Linked DNA regions of Homo sapiens: region 2 is linked to region 1. A link is a loop called in an ENCODE intact Hi-C map of the cell type or tissue named here. Cell type or tissue: mammary epithelial cell. All regions are shown on one strand. Links, peaks and the distances in the headings refer to the core of each region. The heading gives the core; the rest is flanking DNA.

Evidence for each region. A loop is a pair of places that touch in the nucleus more often than their neighbours do. Peaks named below come from ENCODE experiments on the same cell type or tissue, not always from the same donor. Only the 100,000 strongest peaks of a DNase experiment are listed, where the experiment ranks them.
Region 2: it touches region 1 in a loop (5-fold over the local background); 41 of 110 quality-filtered maps call a loop at or near these places.

The regions. Positions count from the first base shown.
Region 1 is chr3:42,114,054-42,122,053 of GRCh38, forward strand. The region is part of intron 1 of TRAK1 (trafficking kinesin protein 1); the gene reads left to right. Among named protein-coding and RNA genes, the nearest start is that of TRAK1, 27 kb to the left of the region's middle. RefSeq lists an enhancer at 5,059-5,148. In mammary epithelial cell, for the core only: CTCF peaks have their summits at 3,306 (motif pointing right) and 4,909 (motif pointing right); DNase peaks (open chromatin) are centred at 3,788, 4,898 and 6,978; H3K27ac peaks cover 2,551 bases.
Region 2 is chr3:41,887,689-41,900,020 of GRCh38, forward strand. It overlaps ULK4 (unc-51 like kinase 4), which reads right to left. Exons shown (of 37, transcript NM_017886.4): 14 at 10,744-10,804; 15 at 9,134-9,315; 16 at 7,830-7,876. It also overlaps the pseudogene LOC124900553. Among named protein-coding and RNA genes, the nearest start is that of ULK4, 68 kb to the right of the region's middle. In mammary epithelial cell, for the core only: a CTCF peak has its summit at 6,474 (motif pointing right); no DNase peak of the experiment used is centred there.

The sequences.
Region 1 (8,000 bases), core at 1-8,000:
GACATTTCATATGAATGGAATCATTCAATATGTGGTCTTTTGAGGCCGGCTTCTTTCACTTAGCATAATATTTTCAAGGTTCACCATGTTGCAGCGTATATCAGTACTTCATTGCTTACTGTGGCTGAATAATACTTCAGTATATCTACACATTTTGTTTATCCATTCATCTGCTGATGGGTGTTAGGATTGTTTTTATCTGTGCTACTAAGAACACGGGTGTATAAATATCTGTTTGAGTTCCCACTTTCACTTCTTTTGAAATATAAGCAGTGGCAGGAATTTGCTGAAGTGAAATTGCTGCAACATATGGCAATTGTGTTTGACTTTTTGAGGAACCTGGTTATGCATGTTTTTAACTTTGTCACGTGTACCGTAAACATGCTTATGAATTTTACACTTCAGATTGTTTTTATTCCTTTCTTAGATTTAATCCCAGGTGCAATTACTGGTTTAAGGATCATGGACACATTTTTGGTTCTCTAAACATACTGTCAAACTGTTTACTGCAAGTGTTGTTCCAATTTACACCAGCTCCATCTGTCTAAACACTAGTTCAGTTGTGAGCACTTTAATTACATTCATACAGCACTGGATATTTTCATGTAAAATAATCTTCCCTTGGTTATTTGATAATTGTAGCATGTAACATACTTAATTTTTTTTTCTTTTTTTTTGAGACAGAGTCTCCCTCTGTTGCCCAGGCTGGAGTGCAATCGTGCGATCTCAGCTCACTGCAACCTCTGCCTCCTGGGTTCAAGCGATTTTCATACCTCAGCCTCCCAAGTAGCTGGGATTACTGGCGTGCACCACCACGTCTGGCTAATTTTTGTATTTTTTGTAAAGATGGGGTTTTGCTGTGTTGGCCAGGCTGATCTCGAACTCCTAGCCTCTAGTGATCTGCCCGCCTCCGCTTACCAAAGTGCTAGGATTACAGGCGTGAGCCACTGTGCCCAGCCAACATATGCTTTTAAGAGAAGTTACCAAGACTATTGGAAATCAAAAGTATTTTATCTTTTTATTTCCTAGCAAAACAAATTCAAATCGACAGTAATAGTCTATTTTTTGAGTATTCTCCTGGAGATTTAACTCTGGGCTGAACTTATACACGTTAACTTTCACGTTTAAAATAAATTTGTGTACAATTTTTGCTTTGTGTTTTAATATTAGAATCAATCTAACACTAATAACCTGTACTGTAATTATCGCCTGTTTTTTTTTAGTTGTGACATTTTGGGGCCTCCGTAACAGGATCCTTCCTCCCTTTCCTTTGCCCTGCCCTTCTTGTCCTTTCTTGTTGAGCAACAAACTGGCATGCCCAAGTGGAATGCGCCACATTCAGTTGCCCTTTAGCCTCACGTCGGACACCCTGTTTCCAAACACGGCTGAGTCGGCTGGATTGGCTGTCTCTGTGCGACTGCTTCTTTGGGGGTATGTGTCACCGGGGCTGGTGCATGTATGTGTGAGTAGATGGTAACTCGGTACGTGACACCAGGCTATGTGGAACTCAACTGTGTAATTTTGTGTCCGTTTTCTTAGAAAGCGTTTCTTCTGTTGGTAATTAAGGCCATGGAATTCTAGAGAACTCCCCAGTGTTGGTTTTCGTTCCTGTCTCTGAAGCATAGTTAGTCTTTCCTTTCCCATCCTATGAGGGTTTCTCTGCTTGTCCTTCTCTCTTCTGGAGATCCCCTTTGCTGTTCACAGCAAGTGAGCTGTCCCTCAGTGGGGAGAGAGGCAGAAAAGGAAGACTTGGACCTATCCCTTGTCCCTTTGTGGCTGGGGTGTGAGCCAGGGTGGAGTCGGAGGTCTTGCTTCCATTTCTGCCACTGCTTAGCCTTGAGACTTCCCCCATGTCTCTGAACCTTGCAGGGCCACAGTTTCCCCTTCTGTCTTTTAGATCTGGGTCTCCTCATTTATGAAATGTGTTCCCAATCCTCATCCTGCACTGCCTGCTGGCTTGTGAGAGTAAATGAAAGGCAGTAATAGATACAAGTGCTTTGCGTTGTTCAGCAAACATTTATTGAACACTTACTAGTTACCAGGCAGGGTTCCGGGTGCTGGGCAAACAGCGGAAAGCGAATCAGCATCTGGAGGTGCTGTCGCTACATCCCGAGGCCTCTTGCATGGTGGGACCTGCCGCAGGCCAAGCACCCATCTCGAGTCTGCTGCTGGTTTGCTCTGTGACATTTGGCCACCTCCTCAGCTTGAACACAGTGTCCTTTTCCATTCAATGAGGAGGTTGCGCCAGTAGTTTTTAGCTCTAATGTCCTCTTTGTAATTTGTGGAATCACAACTTTTGTGGTATGGAAAGTAATTACTAAGACTGAATCTCTGAAGATGTTCAGCTAAAGCTGTAAACTGCATAGTCCCTTGATAGAGAGGAATTTTCTAGAAGGTTGTCTGTCAGATACCACTTACAAAGTATCACATACATCTCCAGCACCAGTGTGGCCTATGTATGAGTCTTTATTCCTGCCCTTTAATCCTTATAATTTTAAGAAAATGGAATTGTTTCCAAGTCTGTACAGAATGGTTTCCAAGTGGCTGAGTAGGTGAGGAGTGTTGTCTTGTGAAGTCATTAAAACATTGCTGTGGGTTTGCAGTCACTGCCATGGGTAATGTGTCATGAGAGAGGGTTATTGCCTCTAGCCAGAGCGCCTGCCTCCCCAAGCATAGCCAGGGGTCATGCTCTGCACCCACCTCTCTGATGGCCAAGTGGAAAGTTGGTGGGTAAAGAAATGGAGTGGGAGAGGGACAGGGAGGAAAAAAATAAAAAAGATGGACCTCTGTATGGTGGCCACTATTTGATGAGCGAAGGTCCCTTTTCTTGTTCTTTGTCACCTTTAATGTGGTCTGTAGCATTCTCTGAAGTCCCAGAGTGTGGCGCCAGGATGGAAGTCCCAGTGTGCAGACTGGAGGCATGCATGTTTAATCTGGCCCTCAGTATTCAACATTTAGAAATCAGGGACTCTCATAAAAATACAGATCCCTGGTCTCTTGGGTGGAGTCAGCATGTCAAGGACTGGGGGCGTCACCGGGAAGTGCTGTGAGTGGCGGCTGCCCCCCAGACACAGCCCTCAGAATGTGCAACTCTTGCTCTCACCGCTCAGAGAAATTTAGGGTATGAAGAAAGCTTTTCTGCAGCCACTTACCTTTGTTCTACAGAGGAAGAAACTGAGTCCCAGGCATATGAACATGTGATTTGCCAGAGTGATAGGACGAAGTTGAGGGGGCAGAACCGAGGCTGGGCGTCCTTTCTCCAAACTCTTGAAACTGTGCTCCTGGCCGGCACCCAGGGCCTCTCGGCTTCCAGCAGGTGGCAGTTGTGGTGCTGGTTTCCTGCCATTGCCTCTTTCTGGCATTCCTTTCCTCCCTCTCCTGTTCTTCTCTCCTCCTTTGCTTTTGCTTGAGCTTTCTCTCACTAGGTTTTTCCTCTTTCTCTCTCCTGTCTTTTATTCTTCCCTCTCCCCTTGCTGTTTTCTCAGATCTCCTGCCAACTGGGTGAGTGTCTAGGGCTACTTTCCTTCTAGACAGCTCTTCTGCACACTCTGCTCACCTTGCAGCTACTCAGGTCCCTGTTCTCCTGGGCTTAGAGCCCTCAAGCTCCAGCGTGCAGGCACGAGGCCCAGAAACCCTGTTGGAATGATCGCACTCCCTCTCTGGAGGTGGCCACCACTCAGAGCATTTAACTCCTCTGTGGAGGAGGAGGTCCCTTGATCCTAGATAGGCTGACTTCTTCTGAGAGTCCACATATCTGTATTTCTTCTTTTCTTTTTTTTTTTTGAGACTGAGTCTAGCTCTGTCATCAGGCTGGAATGCAGTGGCCTGATCTCGGCTCACTGCCCAACCTCTGCCTCCTGGGTTTAAGCGATTCTCCCGCCTCAGCCTCCCGAGTAGCTGGGATTACAGGCACGTGCTGCCACGCCCAGATAATTTTTGTATTTTTAGTAGAGACGGGGTTTCACCATGTTGGCCAAGATGGTCTCGATGTCCTGACCTTGTGATCCGCCCACCTTGGCCTCCCAAAGTGCTGTATTTTTATTGTTTTTAGAGGGAGTTTCACTCTGTCGCCCAGGCTGGAGTGCAGTGCTGCGATCTTGGCTCACTGCAACCTCCACCTCCCGGGTTCAAGCAGTTCTTCCTGCTTCAGCCTCCCAAGTAGCTGGGATTATAGGCGTCCACCATCACGCCCATCTAATTTTTTTTTTTTGTATTTTTAGTAGAAACGGAGTTTCACCATGTTGGCCAGGCTGGTTTTGAACTCCTGACCTCAAGTGATCTGCCCGCCTCGGCCTCCCAAAGTGCTGGGATTATAGGTGTGAGCCACTGCGCCCCGCTGAGATCTGTATTTACATGAGGTTCTCTGAGTGTTAAATGTTGGACACTAATTTAGAGCTATTGCCTTTGCTGTAAAATGTAAGCATTGCCTCAGGCACCTGGCAGGTTTTGTGAAGCTGGCATGTCACCTGAGAATCAGTGCAAATCCCTAGACGGAGGAGTCTCCTCCTAGCCGCTCTCTGCAGGTGAGGATCTAGCCCCAGTCAGGTGGAGAATGGACACAGCTGCTTCTGCAGCTCTGCACCTTCCAGGTGCCAAGCAGGCTCCAGCACACTTTCTTCACTCCCTGGTGGCCCTAACTGAAGCCCACATCCTGGGTAGGAGGGTCCATTCCAAATCTTACGCCTTGGGAAAAACCTAGGAAGGGTTATACCTCTGAAGAGGTAAAGAGTCCTTTTAGGTTATTTTACTTTCAAAGTGATGTCATAAGAATGGTAGGTATTGGATTGACATCTGCTGAGCAATTGAGGGGACATTTACCATCCCATGGGACTTTCCTCTATGCTGGATAAAGACCTAGGGTGATACTGAGGTGGGTTTGAAAAGACCTTGACACTAGATGGCTCCACCTGCCTCATGTTGCAGGCTGGGCATGTGTCTGTCCTGGACAGGCAGGGGATTCACAGACTAGTCCTGCCACCGGCTGCTGCTCTCTCCTTCCCTTGTTCCATCACTCTTCTCACACTTACTGTTGCCTGGCAAAGTAGTAAGGGCTGGGCTGAAGGTAAGGTGGATAATTCAAAGCCTTTTCTCTTGAGGGGCTCACAATTAGTAGGGAAGAGCCACAGAGAATACACTTCTAACATCGTAGTGAAGTCATTTATGTACTGAGAACTGTGGAAGCCAGAGAAGAGAGGTTAAGGGAGGCTTTGCAATAGAGAGTGACATTTGAATGATATTTTAAGATGGAGTTTGCTAGGCAGTGAAGGGCATTCTAGGGAGCTAAAACAGCTGGTCTAAAAACTCAGATTTGTGAAAAAAATGTGTTTGGAAAATGGTGAGAAGTTGGTATGCCTTAAGTGAAGGGAAATTGGAGAAAATAGCAGAGGCTGGGCTTGATAAGAAAGGCTGTTAGGGTGTTGAGTTAGCTGCTTTAACAGAGACCAAAGTAATTGGAACTGTAGCCTCAATAAGGTAGTTGTTTATTTCTTTTACTTTTAAAAGTTCAAGTGGAAGGAGGTCCAGGGTGTTTCAGGCAGCTGAGGTAGCTCTGGTCATTTCCTGGGCATTGCCTTTACTAATTTAGCTAAGCATGGCTCCAGCACCAGGCCAACTCTGCAACTGGACAGACGGAAAGGGCATGACTTGGAAGTTCTGTTACATCCTGTTAACCAGGCATGTGGATACACCTTACTGCAGGGAAAGCTGGGAAACACAGTTTTTAGCTGGTTGGCCGTGGGCCCAGCCACATCTTGGGGGTTGCATGACCAAAAGGAAGAAGTGGCAATTGCATACTGGGAAACACTCAGTAGCCTCTCCTGTAGAAACGTAGAGGCAGAATGATGAAGCACTTTATAGGGAGCTGGGAGGTTTTTAAAGAGCAATAGTATGATTTAAAAAGCTCTTTGAGAGAATGAGATGGGAGGGTCATTTGAGGTCAGGAGTTCGAGACTAGCCTGGTCACCACAGTGAGATTCCATCTCTATTTAAAACAAAAAATAAAAAAATAAATAAATAAAAAGCTCTTTTCCAGAAATGGCACCAGCCACAATGTGGCCGGCCACCATGGGGCATTACAGTAACTGGGCAAGGAGGCGATGCCGAGGGGTAAGCCTCTCCTTATGGTTGAGCCTGGCCTTTTGATGGTTTGACAGGCTGGGGGTTGGTGGGATTTTGGGCTGTTGTTATTGCATATCTACCTGAAGCCATGGACCTTTGGGCTTTGGGATTGGTCAGGAAATTGATGCCCTTCATTTGTGACTTATTTGAGAACACATTTTGACTTGTTTACATTAGCTTGTTACTAATGTGAATTGTAACTGTGGGGAAATGGTGACCACAGAGAGCATAAAGGGTTCCTTTCCTCCATGGTGGGCCGGCAGTGTCCATTCACAGCAGGAGCTTGAATAAGCTCCTGTCCTGTGCAGGTTCCTGACCCTCCGTGGTTCTGCAGACAAGTTAGTAAATTCTTGCCTCTGCTTCCTGTGCTTTTTTTTGTTTTGTTTTGTTTGAGATGGAGTCTCGCTCTGTCACCAGGCTGGAGTGCAGTGGTGTGATCTCAGCTCACTGCAACCTGACCTCCGCCTCCCAGGTTCAAGTGATTCTCCTGCCTTAGCCTCCCAAGTAGCTGGGTTTACAGGCGCATGCCACCACACCCACCTAATTTTTGTATTTTTAGTACAGACGGGGTTTCAACAAGTTGGCCAGGGTGGTCTCGATCTCTTGACCTCGTGTTCCGCCCACCTCAGCCTCCCAAAGTGCTGGGATTATAGGCGTGAGCCACCGCGCCCGGCTACTGCTTCCTGTGCTTTAAAGGGGAAAATTATTCCAACACCTCCCTAATTTGTGATTATGTTTCATTTTACATGCCTACCACAAGTATGAAGTCTTCCACCTGTTTAGAACAAAAACTTCCTGATGATGACATCCTGGGAATTCCCCAGCATTTCAAGTGCACCCTCCTAGGAGCTGGGTAGCAGGTGTTGGAGGGGAGATCACAGCTTTTAGTGGAACAGCTGAGGCTGCTCCTACCTGATCTGCTGCTTAGTTAGCTGAATCAACTTGACCAACAAGATGTGCCGCAGCCCTCGTGCATCCCAGCTTACTGATCTGTAATAACAGGCAAATCTCTGTGTGCCACATTGCTGGGACGGTGAGACAATGGTCTGGCTTGATGTTTGGCATGGTGAAAGCATTCCTGGGGAATTCTTTTTTTTTTTTTTTTTTGAGACGGAGTCTTGCTGTGTCCCCCAGGCTGGAGTGCAGTGGCGCAGTCTCGGCTCACTGCAAGCTCCGCCTCCGGGGTTCACACCATTCTCCTGCCTCAGCCTCCCTAGTAGCTGGGACTACAGGCGCCCACCACTGCGCCTGGCTAATTTTTTGTATTTTTAGTAGAAACAGGGTTTCACCATGTTAGCCAGGATGGTCTCGATCTCCTGACCTCGTGATCCGCCCGCCTTGGCCTCCCAAAGTGCTGGGATTACAGGCGTGAGCCACTGCGCCTGGCCTCCTGGGGAATTCTTGAAGACTCTTCTGTTACGTTTACCTGATGTCAGGCCTTGGATGTGTCCTCCCCTTGAGGCAAACATGGTGTCTCCTTCCATAGGGGGTCTGTGGGGCTTTTGGCCTTGTGGCCAAGGTTAAGGAGAGCTGCACGGGCCATCTCCATAATCCTATCCCATGTCCTAATTCTTTGGGCCTTTAAAGCATCTGAAAATTTGCTGCTAATGTTTATAAGGCTGGTCATGTCACAGAAAAATCAAATATACAGTTGTTTTTTTTTTAAAAACAGAGTCTCGCTCTGTCGCCCAGGCTGGAGTGCAGTGGCGTGATCTTGGCTTACTGTAACTTCTGCCTCCCGGGTTCAAGTGATTCTCTTGCCTCAGCCTCCTGAGTAGCTGGGATTACCAGCGTGCGCCGCTATGCCTGGCTAATTTTTATACTTTTAGTGGAGACAGGGTTTCACCGTGTTGGCCAGTCAGGTCTCGAATTCCTGACCTCAA
Region 2 (12,332 bases), core at 2,199-10,198, 220 kb before region 1:
TGGGCGCCTGCAATCCCAGCTACTCGGGAGGCTGAGGTAGGAGAATCGCTTGAACCCAGGAGGTGGAGGTTGCAGTGAGCCAAGATCATGCCACTACTGCACTCCCGCCTGGGTGACAGAGTAAGACTCCGTCTCAAAAAAAAAAAAGCACTTCTATATACCTTATACATCATATTAAAAAATGAAAACTTTGGCCAGGTAAAGTGACTCACATCTGTAATCCCCAGCACTTTAGGAGGATGAGATGGAAGGATCACTAAGGCCAGGAGTTCAAGACCAGCCTGGCTAATAAAGTGAGACCCTGTCTCCACAAAAAGAAAAAAAAAAATGTTTTTAATTTAGCCAGGCATGGTAACATGCACCTGTAGTCCCATTCCAGCCTCGGGGACACAGTGAGACCCTATTTTTTTTAGAGTGAGTCTCTAAAAATAATAATAAAATAAATAAATAAGGAAAAGAAACAAAAGAAAGAATAAAAGGGAAAGGTAAAGAAAGCATCCATAAATCATAATCATGTAACACAGATCTAAACTTATGAGACATTCTCTGTCTTTAATGATTGCAGACTAAACACTTGACACTCACTTTTCTGATCCCTCTAGAGTCTCTAAAATACAAGTTCTTTTTATTAAATGATAACTGATAACTAGAAACAAAAAGGAAGGCTAAAAGTGGACTAGAAAGTTTGAGAAAATCTCAGATGACATGCATAGATAGAATTAAGACTGACAGAGAACCAACAAGGGAATCCTCTATCTAAGAATCACAGGTAGACAGACGTTCCCAAGGAAGCCTCAAGGACTTGGAACAAACTAAGACAGAAAGCAAGAATGAGCCACAGGACAATCATCAGATTACAACTGCACAAGGAACAATTGTGTCCTTGTACAAGGAACAGTTTAGTCAGTCAGGTCCTGCCTCTTTTCCATCACCCTTCCTTGGTACACAGAATAAACCCTGCAGCCCTGGCCTCCGGGGTAAACGTGGAAAATTGTTCCTACAGTGAGCAATCCACCTTGGGGTGGGACATAGGTGTGGATGTGGGAAGCAGAGACTGTGGTCCTCCAGATACTGAAACAGGGAAGGGGTAAATGAGGAAAGCCAACTCCACTCCAAAGAAAAACCCACCCTGGCAATTGCAGAGGCCTCCAGCCTGCCTACCTGATCTTCAGCCAGCTGGAATTCCAAATTAAAGTCAACCAGTCAGCAGGCCCCACCTACCCACATACCAACCCTTTATTTAAAGGAGAGGCTATTGGAGAAAGAGACTTAGGCAAGCATAAAGGAAACTCACATTGCCAACTTCTATACCAATCAATTTAATCATTTATTCATAATATAAACTAAGAACCAGAGATCACCAGGCATTTGAGAAATAAACAGCATTAAAAAGCAGGACCATGATGAAAAAGTGACCTACAAGTTCAAGAGGTAAGAATACAATGTTTATAATCCTAATTTTGTTCCCTTTTTTTCAAAGTCCAGGTTCCAGGCTTATATTATATAATCCTAATGTTTAACCTTTAATATTAATAACAATATTTAATTCTAAATTCTGCCCCAAGAAGAGAATTTTTATAATCCTAATATTTATCTCAAATTCAGAAGTATATGATACACCAAATATATGCAGCTAGGAAAAGGGACCAATCAGACAAAAAGAAAATGAACAAAACCTTTCAAATATGATTGTTGAAATTAAAAAATTAACTGGAAATCCTAAATAATAAAATGAGTGGGGATAAATACCAAGCTTGAGAGCTCAAAGATAAAGTCAAGGAAGAGCAATAAAAGAAGAGAATTTGCATGGACACAAAGAGGGAACAACAGACACCGGGGCCTATTTCAGGGTGGAGGGTGGGAGGAGGGAGAGGATCAGAAACAATAACAATTGGTACTTACTAAGCTTAGTACCTGGGTGACCAAATAATCTGTACAAGAAACCCCCATGAGTTTACCTATATAACAAATCTGTATTATGTACCCCTGAACCTAAAACAAAAGTATAAGAAAGAGAGTTTGGCAGTTCTTCAAAAGGTTGAACACAGAGTTATCATTTTATCCAGCAATCTCACTACTGTAAGAGAAATAAAAACGTATGTTCACACAAAACCTTGTAGACAAATGTTCAGCGCACCATTATTCATAATAGCCAAATGTGGAAACAACCCCAAATGTCCATCAAGACCACATAAGCAAAATGTGGTATAGCCACACAAGGATTATTCAGCTATAAAAAGAATGAAGTATTCACACATTCCACAATACAGATGAACCTTGAAAACATTATGCTAAATGACAGAAGCTAGACACAAAAGGCCACATACTGTATGATTCCATTTATATGAAATATCAAAAATAGGCAAATCAGCCAACAGGAAGTAGATGAGTGGTTGCCAGGGGTTGGAGAAGAATGGGTACTGGGTTTCGCTGGGTGAGAAAAATGTTCTGAAATTAGATAATGGCAATGGTTGAACAACTTTCAATATACTAACACCTACTGAACTGTACACATTAAAATGGTGAATTTTATGGTATGTGAATTATACCTCAATAAACAAGAGAAAGTGAGAAAGCAAAAGAAAATTTAAAAGAAAAGTCAAGAGAGACAAACTCCCACACCCATCCTGTAGGGGTTTCAGGAACAGAAAAAGGATGAAATAGGAAGAAATCTAAGAAATAATATAAAAGCTAAAGGAGGGATGAAGAGGCTAGGCATCGTGGCTCACACCTGTAATCCCGGCACTTTGGGAGGCCAAGGCAGGTGGATCACTTGAGGTCAGGAGTTTGAGACCAGCCTGGCCAACATGGTGAAAACCCATCTCTACTAAAAATACAAAAATTAGCTGGGCATGGTGGTGCACACCTGTAATCCCAGCTACTCGGGAGGCTGAGGCAGGAGAATCCTTGAACCCGGGAGGTGGAGGTTGCAGTGAGCCAAGATCGCGCCACTGCACTCCAGCCTGGGCGACAGAGCAAGACTCTGTCTCAAAATAAACAGAAAGAAAAGAAGGGAAGGAAGGGACAGGAGGGACGGGAGGGAAGGAAGGGACAGGAGGGACGGGAGGGACGGGAGGGACGGGAGGGACAGGAGGGACAGGAGGGACGGGATGGGGGAAGGAAGGGATGGGAGGGGGGAAGGAAGGGACGGAAGGGGGGAAGGAAGGGATGCGGGGAAGAAAGGGACAGAAGGGGGAAGGAAGGGACGGGAGGGGGAAAGAAGGGACGGGAGGGGGAAAGAAGGGACGGGAGCGGGGAAAGAAGGGACGGGAGGGGGAAAGAAGGGACGGGAGGGGGAAAGAAGGGACGGGAGGGGGAAAGAAGGGACGGGAGGGGGAAAGAAGGGACGGGAGGGGGAAAGAAGGGACGGGAGGGGGGAAGGAAGGGACGGGAGGGGGAAAGAAGGGACGGGAGGGGGGAAGGAAGGGACGGGAGCGGGGAAGGAAGGGACGGGAGCGGGGAAGGAAGGGACGGGAGGGGGAAGGAAGGGACAGGAGGGGGAAAGAAGGGATGGGAGCGGGGAAAGAAGGGACGGGAGGGGGAAGGAAGGGACGGGAGCGGGGAAGGAAGGGACGGGAGCGGGGAAGGAAGGGACGGGAGCGGGGAAGGAAGGGACGGGAGCGGGGAAGGAAGGGACGGGACAAGACGGGACTGGAGGGAGGGAGGGAGGGAGGGAGGCAGGCAGGCAGGCAGGAAGGAGCAAATTAGTAAAAAGAGATTCCTAGAGACAATCTAGTAAAATTTACAGGCCTGAAATGAAAAGAAAAGCTAACTCAAACAAGTCACACAGAAGAGGGAAAAAAAAAAAAAAGGTAAGGTTTACCCACAAGTCCTACAGAACTACAGTTAGTACAAGGAAGAGAGCTCAAACTCCAAAGCATGGCACAGAGGTAAGCCACTGAGAGGCCTTCTTGAAAACAAACAAAAAATACTAACAGCCAGGCGCGGTGGCTCATGCCTATAATCCCAGCACTTTGGGAGGCCAGAGCAGGTGGATCACCTGAGATCAGGAGTTGGAGACCATCTGGCCAACACGGTAAAACCTCATCTCTACAAAAATACAAAAATTAGCCGGGCATGATGGCAGGTGCCTATAATCCCAGCTACTCGGGAGGCTGAAGCAGAAGAATCACTTGAACCCGGGAGGCAGAGGTTGCAGTGAGCTGAGATTGTGCCACTGCACTCCAGCCTGAGTGACTGAGCGAGACTCCGTCTCAAACAAACAAAAAAAAACCTACCAAATGATAAAATCTAATCAACCAAGAGAAGAACTACAGCAAAGAAACAGGAAAACTATGTTTTTAATTAAAAAATTTATGATGGATGAGCATTTACTTTACCTTATTCAAGTATAAAACTCTTATTTGAAAAATAGAAAAATTCCTCCTAAATTCATATCTCAAAAAGGCACTTGCCACAGTAAAAAGCAACCTATGTAATGAGAGAAGATATTTGCAATCATTTATCTGACAAGGGGTTAATATCTAGAATATATAAAAAATACCTACAACTCAACAACATAAAACTCAGTTCAAAAATTGGCAAATGACTTGACTAGATCTTTCTCCAAAGAAGATATACAAATAGCCAACAATCACACGAAAAGATGTTCAACATCACTAGTCACAAAATACAAATCAAAACTGTAAGATACTACTTCACACCCATCAGGATAGCTGTTAGCAAAAAACAAAAACAGAAAACACTAATGTTCACAGCAGCATTGTTCACAATAGCCAAAAGATATAAACAAGCCAGTGCCCAACAACAGATGAAAAGATAAACAAAATGTAGTATATGCATACAACGGAATATTATTCAGCCTTAAAAAGGAATGAAATGCTGACACATGTTAGTTATAACATGGATGAACCTTGCAAATGAAACCAGCCCAATTGTCCTATAGAACTGATGTTTACAGTCTTTTAAAATAAACGTAGAAATTGACCCTCCCAGTCTTAAAACTTGAGGAAGTTACATTTGTCTTATCTGAGTTCCTTTCTTGGGAAACCAACCATCAGGCCTCCCAGATAGTTATCAAGGAACTGAAACTTACCAAATCACCATATCTGGACCATAAGACACCAGACCCCCTCACCCATTACAATTGCCTAACCAACTACCTGCTTCCTGTTGACCAATTCCTCTTCCTCACCCTTCCTTGATTCCTGTTTTCCCATACATGGTTATATTTCTTCCCTGCTAAATACATCCCTGGTTTTAGTCAGTTGAGGAGACAAATTTGAGACTGATCTCCCATCTCCTTAGCTGCAGCACCCAATTGAAGCCTTCTTCCCTAGCAACACTCATTGTCTCCGTGATTGGCTTTCTGTGCTGTGAGCAACAGGACTTAAACCAAACCCCTTGATATTTCAGTAGCAATATGAGGTACTCACCATAAGCAAATTCACAAAGATAGAATAAGTAGAGTATAGGTTACCAGGACTGGGGAAGGAAAGGGGAAGTTACTGTTTAATGGGTAAAGAGCTTCTGTTTAAGATGATGAAAAAGTTTTGGAAATGAATAGTGGTGATGGTTATACAACAATGAGAATGAACTAAATGCCATTATATACATAAAAATGGCTAAAATGGAATATTTTAAATTATGCATAATTTACAATTAACAAATTTTTTAAATTACAGTATTACACTATTACTATATGTGAATTATACCTCAAAGTTGACTGGCAAGGATAAAAGGATATACAATTTGATAAATACTCAATGTTGGAAGTTCTAACAAAAGGCATTTTAAACACATTGACTGGGATTATATATTGATACAATTTTTTTAAGAGTATTTCAGCAATTTTTCAGAAGTCACAAAAATATTTACTGCCTTCTATCCATCTGTTCTAATTCTACAAATCTTCCCTAAAGAGAAAAAGAAAAAGCAGGCACAAAGATTTATTCTCAAAAATGTTCATCAAAATATTATTTACAACATTATAATACTATCCAAAAATAGTAAATAAAATGATCAGATATTCACAACATATAAAAAGTTTATCTTAAGTATTATGTATTTTATTTTTAAATGTTAATAATAACATTTACAATACGTAATATATATGTTACAGGGGAAAACAAACATAAAATTATATCATGTGATTCTAATTTTTTATATACAAAACAAAACTAAAGAATAAATATATCTACGTCAATAATAATTATCTCCCAGACTAAGTTAAGGACCCTTTATCATATGCTGTCAAGGTAATATAACCTGAGGTCAGAGAAAACGTCGCTGGAAGTGGCTTTGAATGGAGAAAGAATAAAAGAGGATTCCTACCAGAGAACTTGTCTACCTCAGTATCACTTTATTCAAATTAAAACTGTTTTACAATCAAACTTCAATTTTTAAAAGTGGGGGAAAAAAACAGTATGTGTGAATTTTGGTATCCAAGGGGATACTAAAACCAATCTCCGGGCTGATACAGAAGGATGACTGTACTTGGAAATGATCTGGAATGTCTGTTTTAAAATGTCAGCAGGGGGCACCCCATTCAAGGATATAACACATTTTAAATAAAGGTGTTTAAATAAGTATTTCATTGATTCATTTTTAATGAGCATACCATGAGCCTTCTCAAAGTATTAAATACTCAACCATTACCTAAAAATCCTACTTTTTATTACCAGATTTTACTTTGGGAGAGTAACATTAGAAGATGTATAGTAAGAACTACCCTTATTATTAAGCATTTTCTAAACTTCTATTGGTTCACCCATATTTCACCAACATAGAAGAATAATTATTATCATACCAGTGCCACAATCCACAAAATCCTTTCGCCTCCATTTTTTCATGTGCCTGTCCTAACAATCATGAGATAAGCAAGCTTGATGATAATAACTACAACTTCTACAACCCCAACCCCATTGTAAATGAAATACCCACTAAGAATCAGGCACTATACAAGGTATCTCATATATTTACCTCATTCAAAGTTGAATAATTACCAAAAATCTATGAAGCAGTTATCCCATCCCAATTTTACAGATGAGGAAACTGAGGCTCAGCAATTAAAGTACTTGGCCCAGAAAGCTGATCTTTGATCCACACCCAGGTCTGTCTGAATCCTAAACCTATGCCATTTCCTTGTCCCACCCACAGTCCCCAGGAAGCAGAGATTGAGAAAAAGATAATCATTTGGCCAAGTCTTATTGGCAAACAGAACCCAGAGCCTTCTAACACTTGATCTACTGTGCTCTCCACCTGGTATGTTGCTTCTGTAAAAAGCAAGGACACTTCCTTCCATCGGGAGTTTATAAATCATAATCCCATTAGATTGTAAATAACATCTAGGGAAGCTATGTGCTACATGAGGGAAAGATAAGGGTGGCCAAGGGAAACTTCGAGGAAGTATAACTAAATTAATACACAGGGATCAGGGTTTAAGTATTTTATAATCAATACTCAAAACAGTAACAGTTAGCCAGGCACAGTGGCTCACACCTGTAATCCTAACACTTTGGGAGTCAGAGATGGGAGAATCACTTGAGCCCAGGAGTTCAAAACCAGCCTGTGCAACATAGTGAGAGACCTTGTCTCTAAGAAAATAAAAAAACAATAACAGTTAATAAAGTTTCCAGGAGTACCTTAGATAATCCCAGAATTGTATTTGTAATATTAGGAGAAGGGCTATTTTTAATATTCTAAAATTTATCATTGGAATGCCCATAAAAATTGCCTATGAGTAGAGTCATCATTACATCAGAATAATTTATGATAATTATTTAGGACTCTGCTTTTGATAAATATGTGCTCTGTAACTACTTAATAAAGTCATGAAAAATAATTTTTAAAATATAAACGTTACTTACATATCCCAGTTTGGAGCTATCCGCAAATGCTGGATTAGCAATTGGAACTAGAATAAGAAATTTAAGTGTAAAGAAAAGAAAAAATTAAAATGTTTAAGTCACAAAACACAGAAAATGACAGCAAAGTTAACAGCTCAGGACTTTATACAAAGGAAATTTACACTGTACACCAAAAATGGTATTTACTAAATTACAAAGGCACTAGTATACGAATAAGATTAAAATAAAAACTAAGAACAGTATTTTTAGTTTCTCCTACCACTTTATATTCGCTAAATGACTGCCCTTACCTGATAGACACACACCAACTATCAAAAAAAGTAACCTTAATACTATCCTGGAAGCAAATGAACTTAAATTTTTTCAAGCCAATTCCCAAATGAGGGACCACTATAGAAAACACCTCCGAACCACTGTAATTCCTCTCTGAGGATGACTTCAAAAACTCTGCCAATCGATGCTTAAACATGAGCCAAAAGAAACAAAAACCAAAAAAACTCTGACAAATTCCCTTGAGCTTACCAACAGACCAAGACAGTCCAAAAAGTAATATTCCCAGGGGAAGAGGAAAAAAATGTCTTAGAGGATTGATGTCTTCCTTCAATGTCACATCAGAAACCCTGCAGTTTACCAGATGACCCAGTAAAGGAACCGACACCCCCGACCCATTCCACATGGGGAGTTCATTCCAGTCACTAATGAGAAGGTAAAAGGTCTGTCTTATGATATCACTTTTTTTTTATTTTTATTTTTTGAGATGGAGTTTCACTTTTTTTGCCCAGGCTGGAGTGCTGTGGTGCGATCTCAGCTCACTGCAACCTCTGCCTCCCGGGTTCAAGTGATTCTCCTGCCTCAGCCTCCCAAGTAGCTGGGATTACAGGAGTGCACTGCCACACCCAGCTAATTTTGTACTTTTAGTAGAGACAGGGTTTCACCATGTTGGCCAGGCTGGTTTCGAACTCCTGACCTCAGGTGATCCACCCACCTTGGCCTCCCAAAGTGCTGGGATTACAGGCATGAGCCACTACGCCCAGCCTGATTTCAGATTTTTTTTTAAATCTTACAAGTTAACATAAAATGGAAACCTGAGTATTACAAACAAACAAACAAAATAAGTTCAAAATCACCATCTACTGTCATCTACTTTAGGACCTAAGGATTAAGCAGAGGATAATTTTCATAAACCTAAAATCGTGATAAATCAGTTTTTTTGTGGTAGTTAAATCAAATTGTTATTTTAGCACTTGTTTGAGCCTCTATAAAAACACAAATTAAAATGCATAAGGCATGTCACACAGGCTTACCAGGGGGGAATGGAGGAGCCTGGTGGCCACCTCCTGGTGACCAGCCACCACGCACAAATAGCAAAGGAGATTCAGCTTGGCTCGGGAGGCCCCCATGCTCTTCTCAGTGGAGTCGATCTGCGAGCACACTTGTTGCAAAAAGTCATTCCAATCTTGATCTTTCAGAAATAATAACTTATCCACTGCGATGGAAAGAAAATAATAAAAGTACATATGATGAGAAAAAGAACTGCTGGAAACATTACATAAGAAATAAACACAGAATTACGACAGCTAAGATGAGGACAAACATTACACTGTCAAAACCAAAAATACTCCAAAGATGACACTATTTTTATTCGTCCTTCTATATTCCTAATCTCTTTATCTATCCACGGAAACTTTTTAACCACTTCAATGGAAAACTATACTTTCAAATAAAGCAGATGTCTAAAGCAGAACTGTCCCACAACCTACACTATAACAAAATGCAAAGTTCAATACAACTGGAGTAAAAGACAAAAGAGCCTTTGTATAAATAAATCAACTCTCAAATATTGAGAAAAGCACAAATCCTACAGTTCTTAAAAAGTTCCAATAAAATTATTGTAAAAAAAATAACGAGAATAACATGATAGCTAAAAATCACCTGAAATTCCTACCTCCAAATCCCTATACAAAAAAAAGGCAAAATCTAGGAAATGTGATACCCCCTAAAATTAACATATTTTTGGCTGATCTCTATCTTTAGACAAAATAAATTGTAAATATAATCTCCTAAATAACTCAAAGAAGAAAAGGGAAATAGTATTTCCAGGTGATAATTCTCTAGGTTTGCGTAAATAGTCCTACTTGGCACTGAAAGCACTATTAATAATACTTTGCTTCACTTGGCCTTTCAAAAACGTCCTTCTACACAGTTTCTTTTTTGTTTTTATCAGTAATTAAGTTGACCAATATAAACCCTTAGCTGGTTTATTTAAACCTAAATATATTTTAAATTTACTTCAAATCATAGATTCTACTCTAGCCACGATGAATAATTTTCCCCAAATCGAGTTTAACAGCTTAAAATATAATTTGTTAAACGAAAAAACCAATTTAAGGTATGTAAAAATTTCTGATGGTCACCCTAAATAAGACTTTCATTAGCTCAACAGAAATGTAATAATTATCCCTTAAGTATCTCCACTCCCACACCACCTCCACAGTCATGAACCACCTAGTCCCATTCTCAAATGTCCTGGTCCCTCTAATAGAATCCCAATCCTTCATTGTTGTCCCCAACCCTGTGCACCTATACCAGCCATAAATGGTGGAAATTCAACCAGCTCTAAGGGAAGGGAGGAGAAGACCTCCCACCCACTCTACAGGAAAACTTGCCCAGATCTACAGGAACCTCCCCACCCACAATAGGACTGGGCAGCCCAGACTCAGCTAAGAAATGTCAACAGCTGGCACAAATGAATTACAGATTGTTTACAATTCGTGTAACACTGCCCCAAGAATATAGCCAATTGTCAAGACAAAATAAATTTAGTTATTCACATATATTCTATTTGCAAATAAATTTCATATTTGTATCTGTATACAAAGAGTCTACATGTTCGATAAGTCCTTTATGATCCTACCTGAATATGTTGGTAGATGCAATATTTTTGCATCAAATTTAACTGGTGGCTGTTTCATTATCTGTGGTTTAAAAAAAAAGAAAGCTTTTGAGACAATTTTTAAGATGGATATCTGTCTCCTTATATGTCCCTTATGTCAGATAATAAATCAATGAGGACAAAAAAAGAATGTGCAAAATTTGTTACCAAAAAGAATAAGAACAATGACTTTTCGGATTAAAACACACAAATATAGATAATATTTTTTATAATCATTTCAATTGATATCTGTAATAAAATAAAGCTTCATAGAAAACATTCACTCCTATCTTGGCTTACTTTTTAGCTAATTTACCTCTAATTAGAAATTCAGTCATTCAACAAATATCTATTGGGTACCTGCCAAGGTAAGGCTCTATGCCAAGTGCTAATGGGGATACAAAGATATAAAAGACACAATCCTATTTTCAGAGAGCTGACATCCTAGTTGGGAAGATGAGACAAACATTCGATAAACAACAAAATATTTCACAATTCAAAACATGCAGGACATAACTACAGAGAAAACACTGGACAGAAAGAATTTTTTTGTAAATAGTAGTTTAGAGAATACAGCAAGCACTTTAGTTGATATAGTTAGGACTGGGTTTACAGAGAGGTAGAAGGTGGGTTGAGGTCTTGAAGGATGGTTAATGGTTATATCAGAGAAGACACCACTCCAGGAAGCCATAATAGCATGAATTGGAAAGTGCACAATTATTAATCAAGTATTATGCCACTCCAATTACCACATTCTACTGCCCTCCAAAAGGAGGAACAGATAGGGATTATCCTGCCTGACTAACACTATACCAATTTTAATTCCCAGGTTTTGCTAACTATACTACAGACCTATAAGATGTGAACATTAAGAGCAGCTGGGCAAAAGGTATACAGGAACTCTCAATTATTTTTGAAACTTTTCTCTAAGACTAAAAGTAGTTTAAAATTAAAAGTTAAACACAAAAATTTCTACTGATTAAGGCTTCCCAGAAACTATCAAATATGGTTATAAGAGGGAAAAAAAGAAACACAGAATATTGTCTAAAGCAAGCCTGTCCAACCCGTAGCCCATGGGCTGCATGCAGCCCAAGACGGCTTTGAAAGTGGCCCAACACAAATTTGTAAACCTTCTTAAAACATTGTAAGATTTTTTTTTGCAATTTTTTTTGTTTTTTAGTTCATCAGCTATCGTTAGTGTATTTTATGTGTGCCCCAAGACAATTCTTCTTCCAATGTGGCCCAGGGAAGCCAAAAGATTGGACACCCCTGGTAAAGATAACACAAATTGTTCTAGAAAGCCCACGTTGAAAATGCCCCAATGCTCATCAAACTTAGCATAATAAAGTTACTCTGCCAGACATATGAACTCACAAAAAGAAGTAGCTCCATTATGAAAAATAGCTAAATAATCTATATGAAATGCTGTCTATCTAGAAAATAAATAAGAATTCAAGAACCTTCATGGTCTAAACCACAGTAACGTTCCCAATGAGATAAGAAAAAAGAGTCATGAATTAATACAGAAAAAAACATTTATAAATAAGAAAAAGAAGCAGGAAAATTAAAAT